Regions from separate parts of the Mus musculus genome. Here regions 1, 2, 3, 4, 6 and 7 are each linked to region 5. The links are chromatin loops, found by intact Hi-C in ENCODE. Cell type or tissue: heart. All regions are shown on one strand. Region 1 overlaps Gm12153 (a long non-coding RNA gene). Region 2 has its middle 190 kb from the start of Il12b. Region 3 has its middle 44 kb from the start of Gm12153. Region 4 overlaps Gm12153 (a long non-coding RNA gene). Region 5 holds the start of Adra1b (adrenergic receptor, alpha 1b). Region 6 has its middle 200 kb from the start of Il12b. Region 7 overlaps Adra1b (adrenergic receptor, alpha 1b).

Region 1 (4,000 bases), 280 kb before region 5:
AAAAGAGGAATACAAAATTCTTTCAGTTGATTTTTTTATCCAGCCACTTTGCTAAAGGTGTTTATCAGCAGTAGAAGTTCCCTGGTAGAATTTTGCAGTTCACTTATGTATATCATCATATCTTAATCCATGAATAGTAGTGATACATTGACTTCTTTCCAATTTGTATCACCTTGATCTCCTTTAGTTGGCTTATTGCTCTAGCTAGAACTTTAAGAACTATAGTAAAGAGATAGGGAGAGAGTGGTCAGCCCTGTATTGTCCCTCATTTTAATGGGATTCTTTAACTTTCTCTCCATTTAACTTGATGTTGGCTAATGGCTTGCTGTATGTTATCTTTATTGGGTTTAGGTATGTTCCTTGTATCACCGATCTCTAGAAGACTTTTTAACATGAAGAGGTGTTAGTTTTTGTCAAAGGCTTTTTCAACATCTAACGAGATGACCATACTTTTGTTTCTTTCAGTTTATTTATATGGTGAGTTACATTGATGGATTTTCATATATTGAACCACCCCTGCATCCCTGGGATGGAGCCTTCTTGATTATGGTAGACGATGTCTTTGATGAGTTCTTGAATTTGGTTTGCAAGTATTTTTTGAGTATTTTTGCATTAATGTTCATAAGGGAAATTATTCTGAGATGCTCTTTCTTTGTTGAGTGTTTGTGTGGTATCAGTGGAAGTGTGGGCTCAGAATAAATTTGGCAGTTTTTCTTCTATTTCTACTTTATGGAATAGTTTGGAGAGTATTGGTGTTAGGTCTTCTTTGAAAGTCTTGTAGAATTCTGCACTAAAACTATCTGGACCTGGGTTTTGTTTTTGTTTTTTTGTTTTTTTTGTTTTGTTTTGTTTTGTTTTGGTTGGGAGACTTTTAATGACTGGTTCTATTTCCTTAAGGGATGATAGGACTATTTAGGTACCTTACCTGATCTTGACCTTAACTTTTGTAAATGGAATCTGTCTAGAAGTGTAGATATGTGGGCTGGCCTCTAGAAAATGTAAGACATCTGCCCAGGCCCTTCTGGCTTTTCAAGTCTTGGTTTAGAAGTCTGGAATAATTCTAATAGGTCTGCATTTATGTTACTTGATCTTTATCCCTGTGGTTTTTAATATCCTTTGTGTATATTTAGTATTTTGATTACTATGTGGCAGGGAACTTTTCTTTTTTGGTATACTCTACTTTGTGTTCTGTAAGCTTCTTGTATGTATTATGCATCTCTTTCTTTAGGTTAGGAAATTTCTTCCATGATTTTGTTGTAGATAAGTTTTGGATCTTTGACTGTAAGTAGCTAGGGAACTCATAGCTGGGGAATAGAGTAGTGTAGCAGTCTATCTACCCAACCTAGGTGTGCAGTTTATAAATATGGTAACTGAATTGTGTGTTTTTTGCATGAACATTTTGGAATTGGAGATTTATGGATACAAATCTGGCTGGGTGTAAATATAAAAATCTCTAGTCTTTTCCTTTCACGGAGCTAAAGGGTACTGAGTGAGACCTGGGAGGTCACTGGCATTCTACAGACCAGCCACATGGGCGTGGATGGCCTGATTGGCTTAGCAAGCCAGCCTCAAAGAACCATGGCCAGACAGCCAGAGAACCATGGCCAGACAGCCGCATGTGGAATTGAACATGCAGCAAGCCAGGAGACCAGGAGACCAGGAGAGAGAGAGAGCTAGCAGGGGGAGCTGTGAGACGGATGCAGCTGCTGGTCCCAGAGCCTAGCTGGACCAAGCACAGGCTTTTTAAAATTACACACAATAGATGGCGCTCAATGCAGGGAACGAACCCATGACCCTGAGCTTAAAAGTCTCCTGTTCTCAGGCCCTTCCACCCTCTCTCATTCTGTCTTGAGGCAGCTACAGAAGTCCCCTATGTTTGTGCTGTATACCTTCCCTACTAAGCAGCAACAAAGATTATGCTGCTTACAACAAACACTAACCTATACTCCATGCCTTCCTAAGACACAGAATAAAAGCTCAACTCCACTAACAACTTACATAGCTTGGTCCCTCTCATCACTGATGTCACCATACACATGCACTACCTGCAGCTATACTGATCTATCTATTGTGCAAACCCGCCATGCTTCTACTAACCAAAGAGGATGTATCCATATATGTTGTATGGTCTTACACACATACACACACACATGAAAGAGAGAGAGAGAGAGAGAGAGAGAGAGAGAGAGAGAGAGAGAGAGAGAGAGAGAGAGAGAATATCTCCATCCTACAAATCTTAGCTTAAATACCATTTATAACCAAAAATTAGACATCATGGTATTCCGAAGCACCATGAATGTCTCCCTTCTAACTTGTCACAGCTGTAACATCATACTGTTTTATAGTCACTTGTTATCTCTCTACTCACTAGATTCTAACCTCCGAAGTCTGACTTTTCTCTTTCACGTACGAGATCTGTGTATTCATAGTCTCTAGCATAGATCTGGCTCTTGAGTATGCAGTGATAGTAAAGTGAGTTAAATTACTTACCTTTATTCAAACTTGTTCCATTTAGATGAACTCTGAACATGTACCCGAGCCATCTGTCTAGGCCTGTCCCTGGCTTGCCTTTGAATCGTTGCTTCTAGCATATTAGGAAGTCTAGCCAAATGCTCTGCAAGCTCCCTCATCATCTTTGCTGGTCTTAGAGCTTATGTGTTACCCTTACTCCTGGGCTCTTTCGACTCCCAAAGTCAAGATTTACCCTAAATTCAGTCTACTTTATTTTATACAGTATCTAAAGGATTTGTTCCATGTCTATACATAGCCACAAAAGCCTACTATAAACATTTCCGCCCATTTGATCTTTTCCTACCTATTCCATATGCACCACAGTAGGTGTGAGCACTGGGAGGATCATTTGTGAGCAAGCTACTGCTATTACAACACCTCACCTCCAACCACATCTTTAGAGATCATCTAAGGTCATTATTTTCTATTATAACACTATTATCACACTTATAAAATTCACCATTATCATAATACATTTAAGAGGCCAAATTCATATTTCTCCAGCCTCCCAGTAATGAAATGTACAGTTTTCCCTTTTCTTTCCTCCTTTTCTCCCTGATATCAGCTCTTTCCTGTCTACTCCATCCTAGTCTCAACCTTGTTGGCCTTCTCTAAATCTTCATTCTACACAGAATTTGGAAAGGACAGAGGTTCCAATATTACAAACTACATCAAAACCTGTTTCGTCGTCATCCCTAGTACACCCCTTCCCTACTAAAGATGACTTTGTGACTGTGTGGCCACATTCTCCTGACAATGACGCAAGCAGTTACAGGCCATGGGTGAAGAGAAGTAGGAAATTTTCATTGTTGCCTTTCTTTTACCAGCTCAGTATAAACAATGAAGGAAGGCAAGCCTACAGGAACAAGTCAAGCCATCAGAGAGAAGTTCTAAGTCATATCCCTGAACTGACAAGTCTTAGGCTAAACAGGACTTATGGGATGGCAAAATACACACTTCTATCATGCCTGAGCCTTTATGCAATTGGAATATATTCTGTATTCGTTACTTTTCTTATGTGACTGTAACAAAATACCGGCCTAAAGTAACTGAAGGATGGAAGGGTTTATTTTGAATCAGTGTTTAAGAAGGGAAGGCATGGCAGCTTGAACTTGAAGGGAGTGACCACAGCATATTTGCAGACAGGAAACAGGGAGAGGACAGGAAATGGGACCAGTCTTTAAATTCTAAGGCCAGTCTTCCCCGAAATACTTCACCCAGGCATGTTCAAATTCTTAAAACATTTACAACCTTTCCAAAACAGCACCACCAACTGGGAAATTAGTTATCAAAGACATGAGCCTATAGGATAGGAGAGGTTTCACACTCAAACCACAGTAAATTGCTGTAGCATCTAATGCCATACCATGAGGGCCAAACTGCATCTGTGGGAAAGGGCTTCCTTTTGGAACCTTTTTCTTCTGAAGACAGAGTGCATCCGAATTTATGGACACCACTAACTGGGGATCAGTGGTCCTGGGGTTTAGCA
Region 2 (4,000 bases), 370 kb before region 5:
AATGAGAAGAAAGCCAATTAATTGAAGACTCCACCAATCTGGGATTTGTATTAAGTTGGGCAGAGACTGGGGCCAAAACTCCTTTTTGTAGTAACTACTGGCAAACATTAATTTGCAGGAATGAAGCTTTTCAATGTGAAAAAACGTGTCTAGGGTAGTGAGATGCAGAATTTAGAGGGCGTTTAGGCTACATAACGATAACATCGAATATTTTGGGGGTCCTTATTATGTCTCAAGTGCTGAACTAAGTTTTTTTTCATTCATATTATTCAAGTCTCACAGCAAAATGTCTCATGAAGTTGTTAGAAGATGAAACTGAGTTATAAGAAGTTGGTCACATTTGCCCCTGGTAAGCACTCAGCTTTGAATATGTGGCAGAAGGTGTGGCCTAGAGGCAGGAGGTGTGGCCTAGAGGCAGGAGGTGTGGCTTATAGGCCTGTTGTGAGGTAATTAGGTCATGAGGTCTTTTTCTTCTTCTACAAAAGTAAATTAGGTGTAGGTGCAAGATAGCTTAACAGAGAAAGGCACGTGCTGCCAAGCTGAACGCTTTCCAGTTCAATTTCTGAAGCCAATGTGGTGGATAAGGAGAATAGACTCCTTGAAGTCATCTAGTACTCTTGATCTGGACAAAGAATTTGGGCTGAAGGTAAGGGAAAAATAGGCTGTTGATAAAGCAGAGGAAAATAGCACAACATTTCTTAGGTGCTTCAGCTAAAGCACACGTGGAACTTCTAGGCACCGCTATTAGGAGACATTTTTAGGGTGTGTGGGGTATAGCAGATAGTTGAACTATGCAACTAGTGAGTACTTGGCTCAGCTATATGTAGTTACTATAGGGAGGCCCGGGTTCAATAGCTAACCTAGCCATGTCCTTCCCTTCACAGAATTTCAAGTTCAGTGAAGAAAAGAATGAGTCTGCCGGGCAGTGGTGGCGCACACCTTTAATTCCAGCACTCAGGAGGCAGAGGCAGGCGGATTTCTGAGTTCGAGGCCAGCCTGGTCTACAGAGTCAGTTCCAGGACAGCCAGGGCTACACAGAGAAACCTTGTCTCGAACCCCCCCCCCCCCCCCCCCCAAATAAAAAAGAATGAGTCTATCAGATGATGAGGGTGGACTTCTGTGAGGAGCAATGAGGGAGAGTTGAAACAATCAGCCCATAAAGTGAAAGTGGCTGCCTCTGGAAGGGCCCGCCGTGTCTCGAGGAGAGAAAAGGCAGCTGGTCCCTTGGTTCTTATTAAGGACTTAAGCTTTCTTCATACTGCAGAACTTGTATAAACAAAACCAGAGATTACTGGATGTTTCCACAAAACAAAACAAACTCAAAACCTGTTTGTGGAACTGACAGCATCTGCATAAAAGGAGGAAGGCCTTGGTGTTGAACAACAGTGTGGAGACGGTCTATGCTGAGGGGCCATAGTGCCAGGGCAGATTCCTTAGCTGTGCGCAATTGTCTTTCCTCAATTAAAATTATTCCTGAAGACTTGATTTGTGAGGAAGTCACTCTAACAACGCTGCTTCCCAACCTCCCCCTCTGACTCCTGATTCAGGGCCTCTCTGGCACAGGGCGTCCTCTCTTGGGACCCTTGGCAGAAGCAGATGCAGAGTCAGGCTTGACTTATCTCCTCTAGGTGGCAGCACATCCGTCTTCCTGGCTTGTTCCTGTCTTGTGGCGTTTCTCTACCCCAAATGCAAGGTTATGGAGAACCTCTGGACTCTTCTAGGAAATTCAAGCGACATGTGCCTTTTCCTGAGAAGTCTTCAGCAACCATCATGAAAATCCTCTGCCCTCTTCTTTTGGTTACCATGTTTATGGAACGTGATCCACCTCTTTCTGGATGAGGCTGATTGGACTATATGCAGACACACTTGGATTCTCTGTTGTGAAGATTCAAATTGAGGTTCATAGAAAATTTCTGGCTCCTAGAATCAGATATATGAAGTCTAGATCCATGACTCTCAGTTTGGTAGCCACTAAAACACTGCCCATTTGAAATTAGATGATCCAAATTGAAGTATGCCATAAGTATTATCCATACATATCAGATTTCAAAAGTGTATCATGAAGAGCAAATTCAGAGCTTCTTATTCAAATTAGTTTGGTATTGTGTCACACTTTATTAAAGGATATTTTGAACCACAGAATAAGGTGTGTTTTCAATTACATTTTACCTTAAAACATCTTTCTAAAGTTGTGCCTTTAGTTTTCTGTTGCTCCTAATCTTGGCTCTTGTCCTTTGAAAGATAAAGTCAATTCAGAGACTAAGATGAAGGCAGCAAATACAGATGTAGATAGAAAGGATCATGTCACTCTGGAGGGAGTAAAGTGGGGTGCAAGAGGGAGAAGTGTGGAAGTCAGGGGAGGTGGGGAGGAGGAAAAGATAGACAAGGAGACTCAGAGATAAAAGTAGGATAGCTGGCACCTTTCTGGGCTCCAGGTGCCATTTCAGTCCTTGGTGCCAGTCCATGGAACGGACTGTCAGCATCTCTTATTGTTGGATTCAAAACGCACATCCTTTTACTCCTTAGTGTATATTTGCCACGAAAGATAACTTCTGGGACATAATGATCTATGGATTGCTAACATATATCAATACAGCTAAAGCACCTAGACATATCATATAATGCAAAACAGGGAGGGGAGGTACCTACCCTAAATGTAGTTACTTGCCTATCCCATGCTATATCAGACACTGCTCATCCATCACCATCTTACCCAAAACCTCTTTTTCATAGCATCTGTTCTCCCCATCAAGAGGTTCTGTCCTGTAGGGTCTATGGGTTTAGCTCAGGTTGTGGAGTTTAGTAGCAGGTGCCTTTATCTGCTGGTTCTGTGGGAACCTTTTTAAAAAATGATTTCTCATCAAATGCCACCAATAGACTTATAGAGGTAGAGGAGGAAAATTGCTCTGCAGTTCCTGTGGGGAGATCGGGAGATCGCTGAGTTAGAAATCACAGGGGGCACAGACTCCTCTCAAATGGAAACGGGTATGTGAACTTAGCTTGTCTTTCTTAGAAGATCAGCTACCTTCTCAGCAAAACAGTGGTGATAACAGCGCCTGCAGCAGGGCTGTTGGGGAGAAAGAGGTTATCACATAGGATAGAAAGGAATCACACATGTGAGATGCTTTCCTCCCTTCGGTCCTCCAGTGATCAGAGCCAAAATAGGTCAGCTCTTTCTTCTCAGAACTTAGCAAGAGACTAAGAAGATGAGAGAACCCAGACTTTGGGAACAATTCCTCACAACTGTATCAAATTAAATGGGTCTGTTTTCAGGAGCCAGCAGGACCCATCAATTCCGTACCTTCTCATTTTATTTTATTTTTATTTTATTTTCAGCTCAGAGGAAATTGGCACTAAGAAGCCATACTGACAAGAGTGATTCTGGAAAATGACTCATTTGGAATTTGATTTGCTGGAGGAGTTTGAAATTGGTGAAACTTCAGCATTTAGAAGGAAAAAAGATGGTGTATGTAGTGTGTGTGTGTGTGCTTGTGTTGTGCATGTGTATCACATGTGAACACATGAATGTGTGTCCACATAGGTACATGTGGGTGTGTGCATGAGTGCACAGCAGTGCCCATAGCTGCTGCTCCCTCTCTGCAGTATATAAAAAGTATTTCAGAGAGTGAAAAAAAAAGTATGTGCTCTTGTCTGTGTCAGACACAAGTCATATTTCTTGTAGGCTGATAAAGCTTTTGTTGAAAGAACAGCGCTATGGATTAGGACAAATAAAATCTATTCATAATAATGACAAGGACATACAAGAGTTTTCTTTCAAGGTATATTTCTCACTTGCCCAACAAGTTTAATTCTGATGAAGTTATATAGTCACTAGACCCTAAATCATTAGGGTTTCAAAAAATATGGTTTCCATATATGTTTTCAAGTCATGACTGAATGTTTGCATAGCCAAGGATATGTGTTTGACACCATCTTCATCTTTACATATCCTGGCTTCAGTGGTTCCTTCAACCTAAAATAACTCAAGAAACAGCAAAGC
Region 3 (4,000 bases), 79 kb before region 5:
ATTTATTTTTTTTTTCAGACAAGAAAAGGCAGAGACTGGAGCAAGTAAACAGGGGAAAGCATCATTAATTTGGAAATGGTATCCTCTCTCTTAACCATCCCGTTAGCCAGCTTTCTGTTACTGTAATGAGATGCCAGAGGTAAGAACCTAAATAAGGAAGCTTTATTTGGGCTCACAGTTTTGAAAGTTTCAGTTCAAGAGAGCTTGGCCCTGTTGCTGCCTGTGGTAGCATTGGATGGAAGAGACCTAGAGGTCTTACAGCTCTGTACAAAAGAAAGAGAAAGAGGAGACCAGGGCTCCACAATCCCTTTCAATGATAACCCACTGACCAAATACCTACCCCAAACATGTTTTTAAAGGTTCTACCACCTCTCAGGGGGAACCAAGCTGCAGGCCAGACTGTTAACATATAGACCTTTAAGGATAATAAGATCCAAAATATAGGGTGCCAGCAGGATAGTTCAGCAAGTGAGGGTACCTGCTGCATAAATCCAGTAGCAAGGAAAACTTCTTCACTGCACTTAGATGTGAGCCAGACGCATCACCTGAGATCCAAGACATTGCAAAACTATGGTCCAATCCTGGAAGAAAGGTAGCCATGTTTTGCCAGTATCTATCTCCAAGAGCTAGGCCCATTTGGAAGGGATGCTCAGAGGAAGCGTGACCCCTACCATTCTTCTTAGACAGTCGCCTTGGAAGCCACCTCCCACAACTGTGCCTTCTGTCTCCTGACCAAAAACAGGACAGTTGATGGTGGAAGAAAAGCTGCATCACACCTAGGCAGCACAGTAGAGCTGATCATGACGGTAGGGGCATGGGTAAGCTGGCCCCAAGGGTGTGAACAAGGGAGAGCTGGACTCACAAGCTCGTCTGCTATGTAGTGACATAGGCAAGGAAGAGATGCGTACCTCTTGCCCCTTACCGCCAATGGCAAGAGGGGAACTGACCCTGATGTCGTCAGAATGGGAGACCTGGCCCCGCCACTCACCTGTTGCAGGCCTTCCTTGGGAAAGCAGGCCCTGTACCTCACCTGGGCAGCACAGTAGAGTTGGCTCTGGATGTGGGGGTTGCAGGTGAGCCAACCCAAGTGTATGAGTATGGGAGAGCTGGCCCTGCCTCTTGTCTGCTAGGCAGCAGTGCAAATTAGGGCAAGATACCCTCCTCCCCTCCTCCATCTCTTGCTGTCTATGGCAGGCAGAAGGCCTGGACCCCAGTTCATGAGATACTAGAACTGGCTGTGTCCCTTACCCGCTGCAACACTCAAGAGAGTGGGCCCAACACCTTGCCTATGTAGCAGGGTAGAACTGGCCCTGGTAGTGGGAGTTGCTGGGGATGTAGGCCCTAAGGCCATGAGAGCAGGACAGCAGGCAGACTGACCAGCTCAGATATCTCTCAGGCTGTATCCAAGACTTTGAGTTGGCCCACCTAACATCTACCCTACTAATAAACTGCTGGAGTGCATGAAGGGGCCGGTCCTACAGATCCAAAACTACATGATATACATGATGCTGGCCAAGAACAAGATATCTAAGAGGAATCCCAGTGAGGTTCTAGTATTGAGAGTAGCAGAAGCCAGAGGCCTCGTACCAAACCAACAAGTCATTGCAATAAACATTTGCAAGCAAAGAAGTGTGAACCAAAGAGTATAGTATGGGGCATATTGTGACACACTATAGTTCCCACAAAAAGATTCTTTTTCTCTGTTGTGGAGGAAGTGGAGGGTGGTACGAGGGGAGGGGACAATGATTAGGATTGGGGTGCATGGTGTGAAATTTACCAATAAATAAATAAATAAATAAATAAATAAATAAATAAATAAAAAGTTTAAAACATAAAAATAAAAAAGCTTGCTTTTGCTCTTATTCCTTACTCTGTCATCAAATGGATGAAGCCAAGGGACGTAGAGGTAACTCCGTGGTTAAGAACATTCATTGGCTCTTCCAGAACCACCTGTAACTCCAGTTTCAGGGGGTTCAACGCCCTCTTCTGGTCTCTATGAGAATTACAATCACATGGTGACAATACAAATGAATATGCACATAAAGTTAAAATTTAACTTAATTAATTTCTTAATAGAGAGAGATACTACCTCTCTCCTAAAGAGATCACTAATGTATCCGATTAAGAACCTTTCACTTTGAACATGGGTCGAGTCTCTGCAGCCTGTAGGAACTGGGGCAAACTGAGCTGAGCTGCACTAGGGGATCACCTTCACACCCTCAGGAGACTCCAGTCACATGACACACACACACCAGTTTCCTTCCAAGGAACCCTGTGCTACTTAAATCTTCTTTCTGCTTCAGTGGAGGGGATAGGAAAAAGTCCTTCTTGACACTTCAGGGCTGGAGCTCAGACACAGACATAAGGCGCTCTCAGACCAAATAGCCAGCCCTCCTCATCAACCGCAGCAATTGGCCACTTGATAACCCATGTCTCTGTGACATAAAACAGTGTCGGGAGCTGAGAGGCGGGCAGCCAAAGGAGAGAGAGAAAGAGGATAGCTAAGAGTGCACATTGAAAAGCTTCAGGTGAAATATGAAGCCTTCTTCCTCCAGTCAGCCGTCTGGGTCTGCACCACGCTAAACAACCATCTACACTGTCTTTGACCTGTTTATTTGAACAAACAAGGAAGTGGTTGCCATGCCTGACAGCATAGCCTTTCATATTCCACAGCAGCTTGACAAAGTCCCTCACAGAACAGCCTTGCAATGCCTGCCTGGCTGACAAAACATGCAACGTAAATACATAGGCCGTCAGCCAATGGGATTGCTGGAGGAGGAAGCCAAACATTCTCTGTGTAATGAAGGTCCGAGGCCCTTGGATCTCAACGGAAAACAGCTGTCTTTGGAGCTGGACCCAAACACAGTGGTTAGATCCTCCCCTAGTGGAATTCCACTCACAGGGACTGGAAGGCTTACACTAGCAGTTCTCACCTTCCTCATGTTGTGGCCCTTCAGTACAGCTCCTTGTGTTGTGCTGACCCTGACGTAAAAGTATTTTTGTTGCTCTGTCATAACGGTAATGTTGCTATTATTATGAATCATAATGTAAGTATCTGTGTTTTCTGATGGTCTTAGGTGACTGTTGTGGAAAGGTTGTAAGGGGTTGGGATCCACAGGGTGAGTGAGGTCCACTACTCTACAAACTCTCCTGCTTCTATTTGTTTTTCTGATTAAAACTCACTTTGTGGCATGATGTGTCCTGACTCCTGTGCCTGCGCACTGGAGAAGGGCTTCATGCTCCTAAAGTAGGGTCCTTTGATGGTCACTTTGCTTAGTGGGGACTGAAGATCCAAGGCCCTCCACGCTTCCAAAGACTGAGACAAGTATCTACTATTGACACACATATGTCCATAGCAACATAGTTGTCTGTAAAGTTATAAATATGTATCTTACTTGTTATGCCTGTGAGGTGTAATGCAACCAAGAGCGTTCACTTCCCATTGTCTTCTTATTATGCTTGAATTGTCTTGTGGCTGTATTTGTTACTTTGATGTTACTGAGACAAAACCACTGACAGACACAACTTAAGAAAGGTCTTGTGGTGGCTCATGGTTTGAGGGGATATGAGCTCAGTTTGCTTTCTCCTTTATATTTGATCTGGGTGTATTTGGTAATGCTGCCTCCACTCAGGGCGAATCATTTGTCCTCAGACAAACATCTCTAGAAATGCCCCTAAAGAGATTCCCGTAAGTGTGCTTCCTAAGTGATTTCAAATCTAGTCAAATCGATGATGCGGATGACCATCCCAACCGGTTTTTCTTCCCCTCTCTTTTCAGATTATATGTCTGGGATACAAGGATTTTACAGGAACATTTTTCATGTCCCAGATCCCAGAACAGGATTAGCTCACACTTGGCACTCAGTAAATATTTAGCAGCCTAATCAGAAGCTTGATTAAAAGGCTGACTGGAGTCAGAGACATTTTCAGGTCCTTGGCCCTGCTTCCCTGGTTAAGCAGAGCTGGAAGGGACAGCTTAACATAGGGACCCATGACACTG
Region 4 (4,000 bases), 290 kb before region 5:
CTGAATATTCTCTGATGAGTAGGGCACAACCCCATTCCCACGCCTGGCCCATAAGAAGGAATTATTCTACTCTTGCATTTGTTTGTCTGTACTGGACCCTCTTCCAGCTGTCAACACATTTGAACATAGTTTCATTTTTAATCACTTTTATAGTTTGCATACGAAAATGGGTTTCATTATGATATTTTCATATATGTAGATATCATTATGTCCTGCTTGTGCACATCTCATAATCCTCCCTGCCTACCCTTTTCTTCTTTCAAATTATTCCCCTCTATGTCTATGTTCAGCTTCCTCCCCCATCACCCCCCTCTTTTTCTCTCTCTCTCTCTCTCACATACACACCTCTAGATTCACATAAGAGAAAATATGTATATTTTATCTTTCTTACTTTCTTTTAGCTTGTCTGATTCGCCCTTTCTTTCTTTTTAGATTTATCCCTCCACCCATTGTCCACTTTCTACTTCCATGTCACACACTCTCTCACACACACACCCATACACACACCTAGATCCTGCATACAAACAAAAACATGACTTCCGTCCGTTTGAATCTGGCCCAATTTACTTAACTGGATGCTCTCCAGGTCCATATTCTGCAAACAGCATAATTTTATCTTTATTTGTTCATTGGTTGGATAAAATCTATTATCCACATCTCCCCTACCTACTCGTCTGTTGGTAGGCATCAAGGCAGACTCCCTGTCTTGGCAGCTGTGTAAATTACAGCTACAAACACGGATGTGCAAACATCTCTGTGATGATGCACAATTGTCTATTTCTTGACTACAGAGCAAACTTCCTAGAATGTATTGGGCACAAGCAGGACTCTAAAGTAGGTGTGTTTGGGAGGCATCTACTCACATCTTAAACCCCATTCCTGGGTACCCTGGCACAACTCATCTGCAGGTCCTGACAGCCATGTTTAGACTTTATCATTGTTTTGTAGTTGACAGAGATCAACAATACACTTCACCTCTCCTTATTTCTCTACAGAGAACCTAGAATTGTCTTTTGTGTTTCTCTGGACCTGAGGGTTGTTGAGCAGCCATCTTTAGCACAGTCAATGATCAACTTGAATGAAAGAGGATGATAAGCCTACTGGAGACAGGCACAGTCACCAGACAATGCAGTAGGTTCAGATGTCAGCCTTGGCTTCCACTGGCTTTCCATCTTTGAGTCCACACAAGAAGGTGTGTCGCTCTTGTGCTTTGATTTGGGAATTCTTTTCCTGTGCCCCTATAATAAACTCTGTGTTTCATTTTGATCTGAGCTAAAGGGTCCCAATTAAACACAAGCTGGAAATAGTCTGGTTTTCTTAACCTTTAATTCAAGGTTCTTCCTTCTCCCAAAGCATAAAAGAGAAAATAGAGGCTGTGCCAGAATGAGCCTATGAGGTGGCCATAGATGGCACCTCTGTCACCCTTCTACAAAGGACAACTGGAAAGGCCTTCCCTATTTTTGGATGATTAGCCAGAAAGGGTGACTAATGCCTGGGGTCTTGCTTTGGACTCTAAACCATATAATGTTGCAGAACCCCGAGTCCTCTCAGTGAAGGACATTAACAATCTGCTTCAGTTTCAACACATCAAAAGAGGTTTGTGGAGACAATTATTTGCTGAAGGGGCAAGTGACCTTGTTGGACTTGACATTTATTTTATCTTCCTTTGAAAACAGTTAAAATTGCACAGTTGATATTTCGTGCTTCTAATCCTTCGCCTCTAGATGGTTACCAGAAAGAAATAATAGTAATAAAAAAAGATTAGATCTAGCTTTTGACTTGGGGTAGACTTTGGAATTATTTCTTTTCAAAGAAAAACAAGAACAAGACTCTGCCTATACCACTGCTCCCACACAGGAAGAGCTCCCGATGGCCCCTGGTGGTGCCGGCCTGAGGACACAGCAGCTTCGGTGGTTGGTCCAAGGCCAGCCAGCTTCAAGTTCAAATTCTGTGCCTGGCTCCAAGTTGGCTAGAGAATAATGTGTCCGCAGTGCTAGTGTTGTCTGCTGTGGGGCAGGCCAGTTCCCTGAAGCGAACCCGCCCCATGCTTGTTCCCTGACCTCCTCCCACAAATCTGGGATGGTTTTCTAGAGAAATAGCTGCTAGAGTCCTCCACCTAGTCTGCTCTTGCTTTACACAGCACTGGGGCCAGGGAACACTTGAAGGGTGGATTCCAACACCCTGAGGTCAACACCATTCTCCATGGCACACTCTGTGCTACTAGAAGGTTTTGAGAAACTCCTGTCAACACCAGCCATTTCTTTTTGTCTTTTTTTTTATTTTATACAACTGTCTGTATTTGTGTATATGTTTGTACATATATGTATGTGCTTATGTGTATGTGTGTATGTTTGTACGTGTGTATGTTTATTTGCATACATGTGTATATCTCTATGTATGTATATGTGCTTATGTGTATGTATGTTTATATGTATACATGTGTATATGTCTGTATATGTGTGTATATGTATGTGTGTATATATGTGTGTATGTATGTATATATGTGAGTATGAATATGTCTGTACGTGTGTGTATGTGTGTGTGCCCATGGCCCATTTGGAAGCCAGAGGCTGATGGCAGGTTTCCTCCTTATTTTTTTGAGACAGAGTCTCTCACTGAGCCTTGAGATCACTGATTTGACAAAATCAAAACCAGGCAGCTGTGACTGATCCTCCTACCTCTGCCACACTCAATACTGGATGGCATGCATCGATTGCCATGCCTGGCTTTTTTTTCAGTGCTGGGGACCTGAGTCCTCATGCATTCTATCCACAGAACCATCTCTCCAGCTCTGACTGTCCCAAAAGGCTTCTTTCTATCTCCTATTAGACCATAGCTCCTCCCTAGTGGAGCATGCATGCAAGCTTGCCGAGTTTTCCATTCTCTTGGCCTCTGATGGCAGGATTAAATTCAACTGAACAAAGAGCTTAGAAGACATTGTGAAGTTCATAGTCAAACAGTAAACTCAGATTCAGAAGGGTCTGTCTACATGAAGGATTTTTGTGTGTTGACTGTTAAAAAATGAATGGGAAAAGAAAAATGAGGTGCATCCTTGGATGTAAGGCCAATAATGAATGTCAGGATTTCTTTGACTCTCTGGAGGAAAACTCCATGCTGATGTACTCATATGTTCCCTTCAGAAGCCCACGCTAGCATGTAGGGATTCAGCAGGCGGTGTGGGACTCTGTGATGTTTTAACGGCACTGCAGAGACCACTTAGAAACACTGAACGTCACCAAGAGAACAAGCGCAGCAGCCTTCCCTGATGTCATCCTGGCTTGTTCTCATTAAGGATCCAAGTGTGTAGGCGAGCATTCCTGATGTAGCCTGTGACGGGGGGCCCTGAGGACAGACACTACAGGATGTCACTTGCAGGTCCCAGCTCCCTGCTATGCGACTCTTCCAGAGGCCTGAGCTTTGATTGAGATGCCTGTCAGAGGCCACGGCCATTGCAGCCCGGCTGTGACTCAAGCAGATGGCTGATGGGGTCCAACCCCTTCTGACTGGTGATGAAAATACCAGAAGCCACACTGCATTGTGTACACGACACGAGGCTATTTTTTTTATATTCTTTTGTACTGCTGGATTCTATTTTCAGAATGGGTCAATCATTTCTATGCTCAGCACTGGCTGAATGAGCAATCATGCCAGGTGTGTGTTTGAAGTGTCTACTGCAATCTGTTCAATTTGGAATTAAAAAAAAATTAGACTTCAGAATCACTCTCTTATGCTTGGGTTTCTTACAGACAGCCCGTTAGTTGGAGATGGAAGAAAGAATTTCATTCTCCTTTTCCAGAAGCCATCAGAGGCAGTCTCAAACTGAAACACTAATTTAAATTGTTTTGCCTCTGTCTGTTCAGCAGAGGTGCTGCTAATGACCCCCCTCTCACAAAAAATGGGGTACAGGGATAGAAAAGAGAAGAGAAAACAGAGGCGGTCCAGGAAGATGGAGATGGTGTGCTAGTTCAGTGTTTGCTTCGCATACATGAATCTCTGGACT
Region 5 (4,000 bases):
CCTCTCTCTCAAAGACTTGTTAAAGAAAAATAAAAGAAAATAAGTAAGCTGGGTGTGGTGTCTTATGCTTGTAATCCAAGCACTGGGGAGGTGGGGGCCAACGGATTTTGGGGTTTGGGACAATATTGGTCTGCATAGTGAGCTCAAGACCAGTGTGAGCTACACAGCAAGAAAAGGGAAGAGAAGAGAAGAGAAGAGAAGAGAAGAGAGGAGAGGAGAGGAGAGAGGAGAGGAGAGGAGAGGAGAGGAGAGGAGAGGAGGGGAGAGAAATAAGTAAATGTTTGATGAACAGTAGGAGCTCAGCAAATGTGGGTTCCTTCCCAGTAGCACTAACTTGAGCCCCAAAATGAGCCATTTAAAAAAAAAGCCCAAGTTATAACATTTACTCTATCCCCTATTTTGCTCCTATAGAAACGGTGACTCTTCTATGGCTCAGTACTCAGCACTAGAATAAGGAAACCCAGTAATGACATTCAACTCCAACTCACCCTTCCTCTCCTCAATAGGCATATGTACTTGAAAAAAACGGCTCAACTCCCTTATCACACGGGTCCCATCCTCAAAACAGAAATCAAAATGAGACTAGTTCTCTCATCAAGTCGGGAGAAAAGGCAGCATGAACGTAGCACATGGTCTAGCATCTAAGTATTGGGAGACAGAGAATCTTGAGTTCAAAACCAACCTGAAGACCTTCTTTCTTTTTTTTTTTTTTTTTTTTTTTTTTGAAGACCTTCTTTCTAAAAACAAACAAACAAACAAACAAACAAGAAAATTCTTCCCTGGTTTGACTTTTTTCTTCTTCCTTTTTGTAATTACCCACCTCTGGAAATAGGGTTTGTAGCCTAATAGCCTACATGTATACAAGGCAATACAAGAAAAGAGCCAACAGGCAAGACCCCCCCCCCCAAGTCCCTTCCCCAGGATTTGGCAATCAGTCCTCACTCTCTACTCCCAGAGATACAACTAGCTCCCTCTCACCCTTCCCTCCCTTCCTCCCTCCTTCCCTCCTTCCCTCCTTCCCTCCTTCCCTCCCTCCCTCCTCCCTCCTTCCCTCCCTCCCTCAACTATCTCTTTAGTGACAACCCCAAGCCCCTTCTTAAAATGTCAAGTTCAGCCTAGAGATGCTGCTCACTTGGTAGAGTATGTGCTTGCCTAGAATGCACGAAGCCCTGAATTCCATCCCCAGTATCAAATAAACCAACCACGGCGGTACATGCTTGTAATTCCAGCACTCAGGAGGTGGCCATAGGAAAATCAAGAGTTCAAAGGTATTCTTGTGTTATACAGTGAGCTGGAGGGCAACCTGAGCTACATCATACTCTGTCATTAAAAAAAAAAATCCAATTCATATTCTTCCATACCCTGGTTGCATTTCTCTGTCCTCAATTAATCTTCTCCTAAACTCCTGTCATTAGATGTCTCGCTTCAGATTTTGCTTGTTTGATAAGCTTCCACTTGCCGGTCAGGAATCTGGGTACCCTTCTAACTGTTGGAGAACAGTGCCTAGAATGGAGCCACTGCCTGGAGGTGGACATTAACAATCCACTGAAGGAATGTGTGCAGGGAATAACTGAACGAATGAATGAGCAACAGAAGTTTCTAGGTTTTATCAAGGCCAAAGAGGTTGCAAGGGGGAACTAAAGTATACGCCTGGTCTCAGATGTGACTCAAGTCTCTGTCACCTGCCTAACGCAGGGATTTTCTTCCTTTTGTAGAAGCCAGTTGTGTAGAAGTTGCACATCTCTCTGAACCCATGGCTTGACTCCAGGAGCCCCCATTAGAGGTAAGCATCCCCACCCTACCTTTTAACTGAAGCGTGAACAGGGGGAAAAAATAATCCCAGCGGGCCCCCTGGGGTGTATGAACCGGGATGCCCACACCCGGATCCCCTGCTCTGCTCCCCGCCCCATCCCCGCAGAGGGAGCGGTGCCGGGCGCGGCAGGTCTCCAAGCCGACTAGGCTGGCGCTGGCGTCGGGGCTGCGCTCCTTGGCTGGACCCGCATTGCCCCCTAGTGCCGCACAGAGTCAGGGCGCCCGGGCTTCCCCGCCTGATGTCACCGCCGTGCAGTCAGCCCAGAGGCGGCTCATTGAAAGCAGACCCTCCTCGCGATCGCTGGGCGGAGAAGGCACCGCGGTCCGTAGACCCGCCGCGGGCCGGGCACAGCCGGGCACCCCCGGCCCGGCGCCCGCTCCTCCCCGCGCTCCCGCGCCAGCCCGGCCAGGCGCGCCTGACGTGGACCATTAAACTTGGAGCTGCCGCCTCGTCCCCTCTCTCCTCCTCCTCCCTCTGACAGGCGAGCGAGCCGCTGGGTGCAGGCAGGCGACGTGCTGCCGGGCTAGGCTGCCCGGGGGAGATGACTTCTCGCCAGGAGGACGCCTCTGGAAAGAAGACCACGGAGGGAGCAAAGTTTCAGGGCAGCTGAGGAGCTTTGGTCGCAGCCCTTCCGAGCCCAATCTCCTCCCTGGCTATGGAGGGCGGACTTTAAAATGAATCCCGATCTGGACACCGGCCACAACACATCAGCACCTGCCCACTGGGGAGAGTTGAAAGATGCCAACTTCACTGGCCCCAACCAGACCTCGAGCAACTCCACACTGCCCCAGCTGGACGTCACCAGGGCCATCTCTGTGGGCCTGGTGCTGGGCGCCTTCATCCTCTTTGCCATCGTGGGCAACATCTTGGTCATCCTGTCGGTGGCCTGCAACCGGCACCTGCGGACGCCCACCAACTACTTCATTGTCAACCTGGCCATTGCTGACCTGCTGTTGAGCTTCACAGTCCTGCCCTTCTCCGCTACCCTGGAAGTGCTCGGCTACTGGGTGCTGGGGCGCATCTTCTGTGACATCTGGGCAGCGGTTGATGTCCTGTGTTGCACGGCCTCCATCCTGAGCCTATGTGCCATCTCCATTGACCGCTACATTGGGGTGCGATACTCTCTGCAGTACCCCACGCTGGTCACCCGCAGGAAGGCCATCTTGGCGCTCCTCAGTGTGTGGGTCTTGTCCACGGTCATCTCCATCGGGCCTCTCCTTGGATGGAAAGAACCTGCGCCCAATGACGACAAAGAATGTGGGGTCACAGAAGAACCCTTCTACGCCCTCTTTTCCTCCCTGGGCTCCTTCTACATCCCACTGGCGGTCATCCTGGTCATGTACTGCCGAGTCTACATCGTGGCCAAGAGGACCACCAAGAATCTGGAGGCGGGAGTCATGAAGGAAATGTCCAACTCCAAAGAGCTGACCCTGAGAATCCACTCTAAGAACTTTCATGAGGACACCCTCAGCAGTACCAAGGCCAAGGGCCACAACCCCAGGAGTTCCATAGCTGTCAAACTTTTTAAGTTCTCCAGGGAAAAGAAAGCAGCCAAAACCTTGGGCATTGTAGTCGGAATGTTCATCTTATGTTGGCTCCCCTTCTTCATCGCTCTCCCACTTGGTAAGTTGGGGGCTGGCAGAGGGGAGGTAGACCTACATTGGTTTTCCTGATGATCTCACACCAAAGTTTTTGTGTGGGTTTGGTTATTTTTATGCCATCAGTGTGTGTTTGGAGACTGGATAATACTATTTGTTCTGCAAGGGCTTTGCAGATTGGGGAACTGGCTAAGAACCAACTCAGGTGTTGGTGAAAAAAAAGCTAAGATACTAGGCACTTGAAATAGAAGCACGGAAGGAGAATCTGGGATGTGGAATGACTCAGTCACTGGCCTCAGTTTAATAATTAAAAAGGACACTGGGCTCCAACATCTCGCCAGTGTTATTTCGGTAGTAACGATGTATCTGAGAAGGCAGCGTCACTAACACAGAATACCAAATAGTTTGTAGTTACTGCAGACGCGGCATTGGGGAAGCAGAGAGGCGGCTCCTACAGAGAAAGGCAGTGTTCATTCAATATTTGCAGGGACCACGTTTCTCAGCCTTGCAGAGGCTGCGGTCTTCCTCTCCTCCCTCCCTGCTGGCTCTCCCCTTTCTGCACTGTCGTTCTTACCAGATAATAGGAGCA
Region 6 (4,000 bases), 370 kb before region 5:
AGGTCAGGCCATGTTAGTCGGAGACATAGAGGAGACATCGCCAAACTGAGTTCTGGTCTGGAAGGTTTTTCAGACAGAGGGTGGGAGGTAAGGGAGGAAGGGAGGGAGGGAGAGAGAGGGGGAGGAAGAAGAAGGGGTGGCTTTGCAAGCAACAAAATGAACAGGAGTGTTCCTGCTGGGTGATTTGGAAATAGCCATGCAAGCCATGCAAGCCATGCTTGATAACTTTATTATTTATAATGCAAACTGATGAAAAATTGAAGGGAAATGAGATGTTCTGTGAGATTTCATCCAATAATGAATAGATCGTGGGGCCTCTGGTTACAAAATAAGTTATGGGTGACTTTGGGGAAATGAGGTTCCTCCGGTTAAACTGCTGCTCCTCTACTTCTGAAAAGGTAGTGTGGCTGGTGTAGGAGTCTTGAAGGGGCCTTCTGTAGGAGTCCTTGTAGATGACATAGTTTGCAATAGGCACTGTAGGGTGTGAACTGTGCTCAGATGGGAACTTTGATCCAGCAAATGAAGCAGCACAACAAACATCAAAAGCAGAAGCATTCCGAACTGTGAATGCACTGAACTACACACACAGACACACACTCACAGACACAGACACACAGACAGACACAGACAGAGACACACACACAGACACACACACACACAGACACACACACACAGATACACAGACAGACACAGACAGAGACACACACACAGACACAGACACTACAACAGTTTGTGAACTGAACTGGAAACCCTGAGAAAAGCCACTGTTGATGGTCTTGGTGCCTTTCTCTCTGCATGGTGCTGAATATCTTATATGAAAACTCTACTTTCAATATTGAGATCATCTTAGATAATGAACACTGAACCCCGAATATCTGCATTTAACATGACATGTACCAGAGGATAAGAGACATCTGAGCTTAATATTCTCTTAATGCTAGCTGCAATTTAGTAGAACTTCATGTGCACACAAAAGAGCTTGTGGGTTGCATCCAATTGCTTTTGTTTTGTCATTTAGACTTCCTTCAGGACACTGGATTGTCAGCCACCTTGAAATCTTAGATGGAAGGATGGACACCCATCTGGTCCTCTTGTTAGCCAAGCTTTTCATGCTAGAGCCCAAAGATCTAGCGTCCTTGAGCCTGCTAGTTTCTTGGCACATGCCAGCATGCCCTGTGCTTCAGACCTTTGTAGAGCAACCTTTTGCTGGTACAATTATTTTTCTGTTCTCATTTTTTTGGACAACATCTTGGGTGTCAACCTAATCCATTCAAGAGATGGCTTGCTTAACCCTCTCAGGCTACCTAAATTCTGTCTCTCCTCCCTTCTTCTTTCTGATGGCATCCTGCTCTCATTTTTTCCATTTTAGTTGTCTTTTTTTAACTCTGTTTTCTCTTCCACCAGGCTGTGATGTCAGAGGCAATGTCTGCTTGGTTCACTGTGACTTCCCTAGCACTTAGCAGCACATCTGGTATATGGATGATCAGAAGGTACTTGTTGAATGAATGATTTACTTAGACTGGGTTACTTGATTGAGGGCTATTTTCTTCGAGTGATAGAAAGGACTTAGTGACTTTAGAAGAAAGATTTTAGCAAGTTTTATCTCACCCCTGAAGTCCCCAGATCCACACTAACTGATAGCACTTGAGTTATTTTTATTCTGTTCCATGAATAACCCAGGGCTTATTTATGCTTCTGTCATTGGCTTTTGATTTGTGTCCAGCTTCATTTTAGAACAAATACTGCAGCTATGAGCATTCACATACAGTCTTGTGTGCATTTGCAATGGTTACCCTGAAGCCAGGGAATAGAAAGGCTGGGTGAAAAGATGTGAGTATCCTTACATTTACGAGGCAATGCCGGTTTCTTTCCCAGAGTGGCCATTCTAGTTGTCACTCCCAGAAGCCTCACACGAGCCTTCCCATTGCTCTACTTCCTTGGCAACATTTGATTTTATCAGATTTCCTAACATCTGCTAATCTTGTGGGTGCAAAACAGTGGTTTCAATTTCACAAGTCTAATCTGTTTAGACCAGAGGTAGTAAGCCGGCTGTGCATGCTAGAGCAGACCTGCTGTCTAGATGCCAAACACAGATGTGTATTGTTTGACCTGAAGGATGACTTTGTTTTTTGAGCTGAAAAAAATTGAGTTAGTGGCCCACACTTAAAGATAGGAAGATTTAGAGTTTGTATTTCTGTAATTTCTTGGGGGAAGCAATGTCACAATAAAAGGCTCTTATTTACACATGACAACTGCTGTATGTAACTAAGAGGCATCTACCCGTACCCGTTGGGAAGGGCATGAATTTGGAATCAGTTCCAGTCCCTCAACCACGTTATGCCTTTTGCTTATTTCAGCATCTCGACTCTGACAGGCTTTTTAATCATCTGTCTTGCTTTGAGTATTCATGAAACAGAGAAAAAACACAGGAATGGTCCAGTGGCAGATGAATATCTAGCCTAGCCAGGTATGGACATAGGACCCTAGATAAATGCCAGAACTGTCATTGAACTCAGTCACTTGAGCCTAAAACATGCCCCTAGTCCTTCCTCAGCCATGACTTCCCCTAACTTTTGAAGTCTGTAGTGCAGAAACTTCACCACTGTTGTTCTGAGAATGTGGGTATGAGTTACATCTTTCTCTTTTGATAACAGTACCTTGGTCTTTCATACCACATATTTACATGTCTGGCTTTTAGTTGTTCATGTATTTGGTGTTTTGCTTGTTTTTTTTTTGTTTTGTTTTGTTTTGTTTTTTTTGTTTTTTGTTTTTTGGTCTTTCATAATCCCAGTTGGTGGTGTGGTGGTTTGAATAGTTTTGGCCTCCAGTGATTCATGTGTTTGAATGCTTGGCTATAAGGAATGGCATTATTAGGAGGTGTGGCCTTATTGGAGTAGGTGTGGCCTTGTTGGAGGAAGTGCAGCACTGGGTAGGCAGGATACAGATGTTCAGCGGGTCATGGATCCAGGGATTTTTTTATACTTGGATGGGCAAGGTGAGACTTAGATGAAGCGTGAAGGAAGAGGAAAAACTGATCAGCAAAGAAGGGAACGGACAGGGATATTTTGCATCTCCACACAGAAGAGTCAGCACATGTGAATGCTTCCAGTGGGTGGGGCCAACTCATGGTCTTGGAAGTAGAGACGGAGAAGGCAGAACTAAGAATGAAAATATTCAGGAAAAGATAGAGGTATAGTCCAAGTCCCCAAAAGACCAGTATTTGTCTGCTGAAATACAGATGCAGGTAATTTTTTGAGCAAGTAGTTGTTGAGCCAAATGAATGTGCCCAACAGTGGAGGTGCAGATGACTATTCTAGGAATGTAGCAGCTCACAGAGAAGATGCCTCATGGGCAGGTTGTCTTTTAACAAGGCAGGGAATAGTGACAGTTGAACATCCCAGAGAGCCAGAAATACCAAACTTTAAAGCTGGAGCAACCATAGGATGAATCCACTAAGCCTGGAGACTTAATAAAAATGGATGGCTCTCCTCCCTTAATCTAGAGAAGGGATGGCCTCTCCCAGGCTTCCACCATCCTTGAAAAGAGAAAAATTGCTACCTGCAGAGGATTAGCTGAAATAGGTCCATAATGAAGTAGCCCTGAGTCATTAGCAGCACTTGGCACTTAACTGAAGGAATCAAGTCTTATTTCCTTGGCTCTCCTCTCACTTGCTCACCCCCAAGGCTTCCCATCAGACAAGCCTAATAAGGGCATTATCCTTGCAACATCCGCTGCACTAAGGATACAGTCCACACTGACTGCCGCTCTTTCTTGGCACACAACCAAATTCTAAAACATCCTTAGGGGTGGCTCCTTTTTCACCCTGTGGCACTCTTCACCCTGGAGTTTTGTTGCTTCTAGAGTTTATTCTAATAGGTTCCTGGAAACCATAGCTAGAAGTGTGAGGTTGCCTTGGTGCCCTGTGGCCAAGTGTTTTGTTTGCATGTTTGTTTTGTTATGGTTGTTAATTTATCAGGAATCAAGAGGTAGAACCTCCTGG
Region 7 (4,000 bases), 52 kb after region 5:
AGGAAAATAATAGAAATGCCTCACACAAGTGCTAAGGTCTCATCCCCCACCCCAGCCCTTTCAGAGGGCTGTCTCATTAGGTCTGCTTAAAAAGCATGATCCTAAGACTGCCAAGGAAATCAGAATTGGCCATGGGGTCACTAACAGTGTTTCCCAGGGATATCTCTACTGCGGGTCAAATCAAATCAGATGTATGTTTCCGAGGTCTATGTGTTAGCTTCAAATTACAGCTATAAATGGCACAAGAATCTCTGAATTAGATATTCAGTCATTGATCAAATATTTATGAAGCATCTACTATGTGCCAGGGACTGAGCTTCCCAGGGCAAAAGGGAGTCTCAGTTCACATCTTTAAATACTTTAGGTCCCTCAAAAAGGAATGTCTCTCACTTTAAGGTCAAAATGTCAACTCATCTCTACCTATACTAACTTCTTCCTGAGGAAGGGAGAGCAGGCCTGAGGCCTGCCAGTCTGGAGCAATCCAAAAAGTACTAAGAATGTTGTATTTCTATCTTTTTTTTAACTATGGCTTTCCATTTATAGCAAATGATTCATATTTTCAATGAGTAATAAAAGCTTCTCTTAAGAGTATAGTTCTGGGCTGGGGAGATGGTTCAGTGGGTAAGAGTGCTTGCCATGCAAGCATGAAGACCTGAGTTCAAATCCCCAGCAGCCATGTAAAAAGTCAAACCATGGTCCCAACACACCTTTAACCTCACTCCTTGAAGGGAAGGCAGAGCCAAATGTCCTGGGACTTACTGGTCACCTGCCTCGCCCTGGGTTCACTGAGAAATGCTGTCTTGATAGGACAAGGTATAAAGTGAGAAAGGACAGCACTTGCCCTCCACTGGCCTCCATGAGTGTACAAATTATATATATACACACACACACACACCATATACAGCACAAACACAAAGGCATAGCTTATGAATTTATGTCTCATTAAAGTAACGATTCAGCACTTACAAACATTTAATCAAAAGTATCTTTTGTATGCATCTATCAGACTATATATTTTTAATTGTCCTACAAAGTAATAGGTTTCCTTGTGGAAATTTTATACAGTTTTTTTTTATTAATCTCCCTGTCTCCTTCTTGTACCCCATAGTTCAGGTACCAAAAGTGAATGGATTTAAAGAAAAGCGTTGTGTTAGTGGTGGCTCAGACTGACATTAATTAGTCAACCTAGTCTTGAGGTAGGTCAGGAGTCCCGGCCTTTGGAGAGTTCCTGGTCCTTTTACAACTGCCATGCCAGCTGTAGTCTGTTTTCTGAGGAAAATACAGGACGGTTTCATGCAGCTCCCGGAGCTCGGAGATCACATGGACCCAGCATGGGACTTAAGTGTGAGAAAGCGTTCTAGTGAGAACCCTTGCCTGTGGACTGCGACCACTGTCCCCTTCCTGGTGGCAGCCTGCTAGCAGAGCCAAAGCTGTGCGTCAATGTGCTCACAGCATCCATGAGAGTTAAACTTAGGGAGAGCTTTCTGTGCACAAAGCCCTCAGCAAAACTAAAGTCACCTTATCCCTGCAGAAAGCAACTCCCATGTTCCAGGGATCTGAGCGGCTCCCTCAGGGACTGGAGGGGGGATCTTCTCTCACCCCATTCCTGAGAATGCAGATTTGCCCATCTATGACCTCAGAAAAGAACTTCAAATCCCTGACTCCACTGCTCCACAAACATTGTTGGATCCAATCAACGGGAACGGGTCCTAGTGGCTACCTGCTGCTCTCCAAGCTGAGTGGTCTTGAGTGAGTCGCCCTCCTTCACTTAGTAGGCATACTTAAGAGACTTGCCAAGGCTCAACAATCTAAGATTCAGAACCTGAAGCACTGGAATTGCTTCGATAGTGGAAGAAGCAGAGCCAGACTCAGAGACCAGGGAGCGTTCACAGTGAGTTAGTGACACTGTCAGAGAACCCTCTGCAGCCTGAGCCACAGCACAGAGCACCTGCCTTCCAGGAACCTGCTTTTCCTGTTGTACTTATTCCTGTCTCCTGAGGAAGGATCTGCCCAGGGGAAAAGATCCACATGGCCCATCTTCTCTCATGCCAAAGAGGCTTAGCACCTTCTCCAATTAACTATGGGTTTCTGTACCCTACCAGGGCATTGGCTGGTCCAGCAAGTAGAGCCTTAGTCCTCATGTGTGTTGGGGTGGAGGCAGGGAGCAGGATTTGGGAGTAAAGATCCCTAGGGAAGAAGTCAAAATATTCCTGGAATCTGTACCAGGGGCCAAACAGTCCTGGACTCACAGTGCCCCCTGGTGGTGAGCCAAGGGAAGCCCATACCCAACCCCACCTCCAGCAAGGAGCAGTATGTGCCTTCTCGAGGATACTAAGTACTCAGCTAGAATTACTAAATCCAAGAAAGGAAACTGATGGGGAAATAATTAAATCAAAATTATATGTAACGATATCAAGCATAGGTCCCAACGGTTTTTCCTCTTTATTTATTGTTTATTTGATTGATTAACTGATTGATGATTGATTGATTGATTTTTGGTGAAATTACAAGACCCATCAGTACAGGAGTAATTACTATGTGGCAAATGACTATTACTTTGGAGTTGATTGTGGGGCAGAGACCTGGTTTACAGCATGCCCCTATGGACTTAACAAGTTGCATCTAGTTCAATCCTAAACAACACTGGATGTAGTTGCTTCTACTAACTCCATTTTACTGATGAGAACCTGAGGTCCCTAGGGACAGTATGAAAGTCGATATATCAGGAAGGATATTCAGGGTTCTAACCCTGAAACAATTACACACACACACACACACACACACACACACACACACGACTCCCTGTCAGAAATTTCTGAGGATGCTGGATGTGGTGGCACACACCTGTAATCCCAGCCCTTGAGAGGTAAACATAGAAAGATCCAGAGTCCAAGGTCACCCTCAGTTACATAATGAGCTTGGGCTACAGGACAGTCTATCTTTAAAAGTTAACAAACAATAGAAGAAATCACCGCAGGACACAAACATGCTGGCAAATGCCTGTACGTCTCCACTGTGGAGACTAAGGACCATGTATTTAAAGCCAGTCTATACGCTTCCCAGATAGCTGGAAGATAGCCAGAGTTGAATAGTGAAGGCTCTGTCTTAGAAACAGTGCTTACTGGAGATCGGGTGGTACCATGCAAGGGTCTGAAGGAAGAGACAGGAAAACAATGCACAGTGCAAAGGGGACAAGAAAGACCAGAACAGCTACAGGAACCCAGAGTGGCAATGTACGGAGGATGTCACAGCACACAGTCCAGCAGGAGGGAAGCTTGGGACAGCCCTTAAGAAGCCAATGCAGCTAGCTGTCAGAGCTTACAGTACAGTTGGCCCAGAGGATCCTCACAGGGGAGTTTAGCCTACAGAAACAGATGTGCAAAGAGCGAGTGCCTGAGGCTTTTTAATCGCTGCAGATTGGAACAGTTAAATATTGGAGATCAATCACCTGCTTGACTGGCATTAGGGGACATGTTAAAGAAATTACTATGCATCCAGATTGGAATGTGACATGGCAGTAGTCGGGGTGAAGAAACGATATAGACCCAGACAAGGAGAAGTGACTGAGCCAAGCAATTTAGGGAAAGAGAGGTGGAGTTGGACCCCATTTAAGGAAAAAAAAATCACAGAAGAAAACCACAACTGTTAACTCTGGTCCTCCGAACTTGACTGGAGAAAGATTTTTTTTATTCTTTTATACATTTATTTTTGTAACCGGTCATTTTAACTCAGCATTATCATTTTTATAAGAAAATATATAAATCTGGAGGGGAAATGAAAATAATGTTTCCTGTCCAGAAGGGATTTACAATCTAGTTAGTAAACAAGGCCTCAGCCAGCCCTGGGACATAGCTTGACAATATTAACAAGCAACTAAGTGGCCAAATGGGACCAGCCTGTATGTGTTCAGCAGGGTGGGGGATAAAGAAACCACACTGACTTGACTGGAGTAGATCAGAGCAGAGTTCCTGATGGAGGCTGAAGACTGGGCAGGCTGTGT

The links. Hi-C counts contacts between places; a loop is a spot of excess contacts. Peaks named below come from ENCODE experiments on the same cell type or tissue, not always from the same donor. Only the 100,000 strongest peaks of a DNase experiment are listed, where the experiment ranks them.
Region 1: it touches region 5 in a loop (1.9-fold over the local background); 4 of 42 quality-filtered maps call a loop at or near these places.
Region 2: it touches region 5 in a loop (2.4-fold over the local background); 13 of 42 quality-filtered maps call a loop at or near these places.
Region 3: it touches region 5 in a loop (2.0-fold over the local background); 4 of 42 quality-filtered maps call a loop at or near these places.
Region 4: a loop joins it to region 5, with 3.0 times the contacts of the local background. A loop is called at or near these places in 4 of 42 quality-filtered maps.
Region 6: it touches region 5 in a loop (2.1-fold over the local background); 13 of 42 quality-filtered maps call a loop at or near these places.
Region 7: it touches region 5 in a loop (2.9-fold over the local background); 13 of 42 quality-filtered maps call a loop at or near these places.

The regions. Positions count from the first base shown.
Region 1 is chr11:44,114,469-44,118,468 of GRCm38, reverse strand. All of the region lies in intron 5 of Gm12153 (a long non-coding RNA gene), which reads right to left. Among named protein-coding and RNA genes, the nearest start is that of Gm12153, 160 kb to the right of the region's middle. In heart, a CTCF peak has its summit at 1,769; no DNase peak of the experiment used is centred here.
Region 2 is chr11:44,209,573-44,213,572 of GRCm38, reverse strand. No RefSeq gene overlaps it. Among named protein-coding and RNA genes, the nearest start is that of Il12b, 190 kb to the left of the region's middle. In heart, a CTCF peak has its summit at 1,620 (motif pointing right); no DNase peak of the experiment used is centred here.
Region 3 is chr11:43,913,504-43,917,503 of GRCm38, reverse strand. No RefSeq gene overlaps it. Among named protein-coding and RNA genes, the nearest start is that of Gm12153, 44 kb to the left of the region's middle. In heart, CTCF peaks have their summits at 1,975 (motif pointing left) and 2,897; no DNase peak of the experiment used is centred here; H3K27ac peaks cover 729 bases.
Region 4 is chr11:44,126,688-44,130,687 of GRCm38, reverse strand. All of the region lies in intron 6 of Gm12153 (a long non-coding RNA gene), which reads right to left. Among named protein-coding and RNA genes, the nearest start is that of Gm12153, 170 kb to the right of the region's middle. In heart, no CTCF peak of the experiment used is centred here; a DNase peak (open chromatin) is centred at 2,007.
Region 5 is chr11:43,834,576-43,838,575 of GRCm38, reverse strand. It overlaps Adra1b (adrenergic receptor, alpha 1b), which reads left to right and starts at 2,087. Exons shown (of 2, transcript NM_007416.4): 1 at 2,087-3,436. The coding sequence starts at 2,488. In heart, CTCF peaks have their summits at 2,008 (motif pointing left) and 2,627; DNase peaks (open chromatin) are centred at 1,975 and 2,545; H3K4me3 peaks cover 2,492 bases; H3K27ac peaks cover 1,063 bases; H3K27me3 peaks cover 2,061 bases.
Region 6 is chr11:44,202,641-44,206,640 of GRCm38, reverse strand. No RefSeq gene overlaps it. Among named protein-coding and RNA genes, the nearest start is that of Il12b, 200 kb to the left of the region's middle. In heart, no CTCF peak of the experiment used is centred here; no DNase peak of the experiment used is centred here; H3K27me3 peaks cover 44 bases.
Region 7 is chr11:43,782,191-43,786,190 of GRCm38, reverse strand. The region is part of intron 1 of Adra1b (adrenergic receptor, alpha 1b); the gene reads left to right. Among named protein-coding and RNA genes, the nearest start is that of Ttc1, 36 kb to the right of the region's middle. In heart, a CTCF peak has its summit at 2,270 (motif pointing left); a DNase peak (open chromatin) is centred at 2,230; H3K27ac peaks cover 553 bases.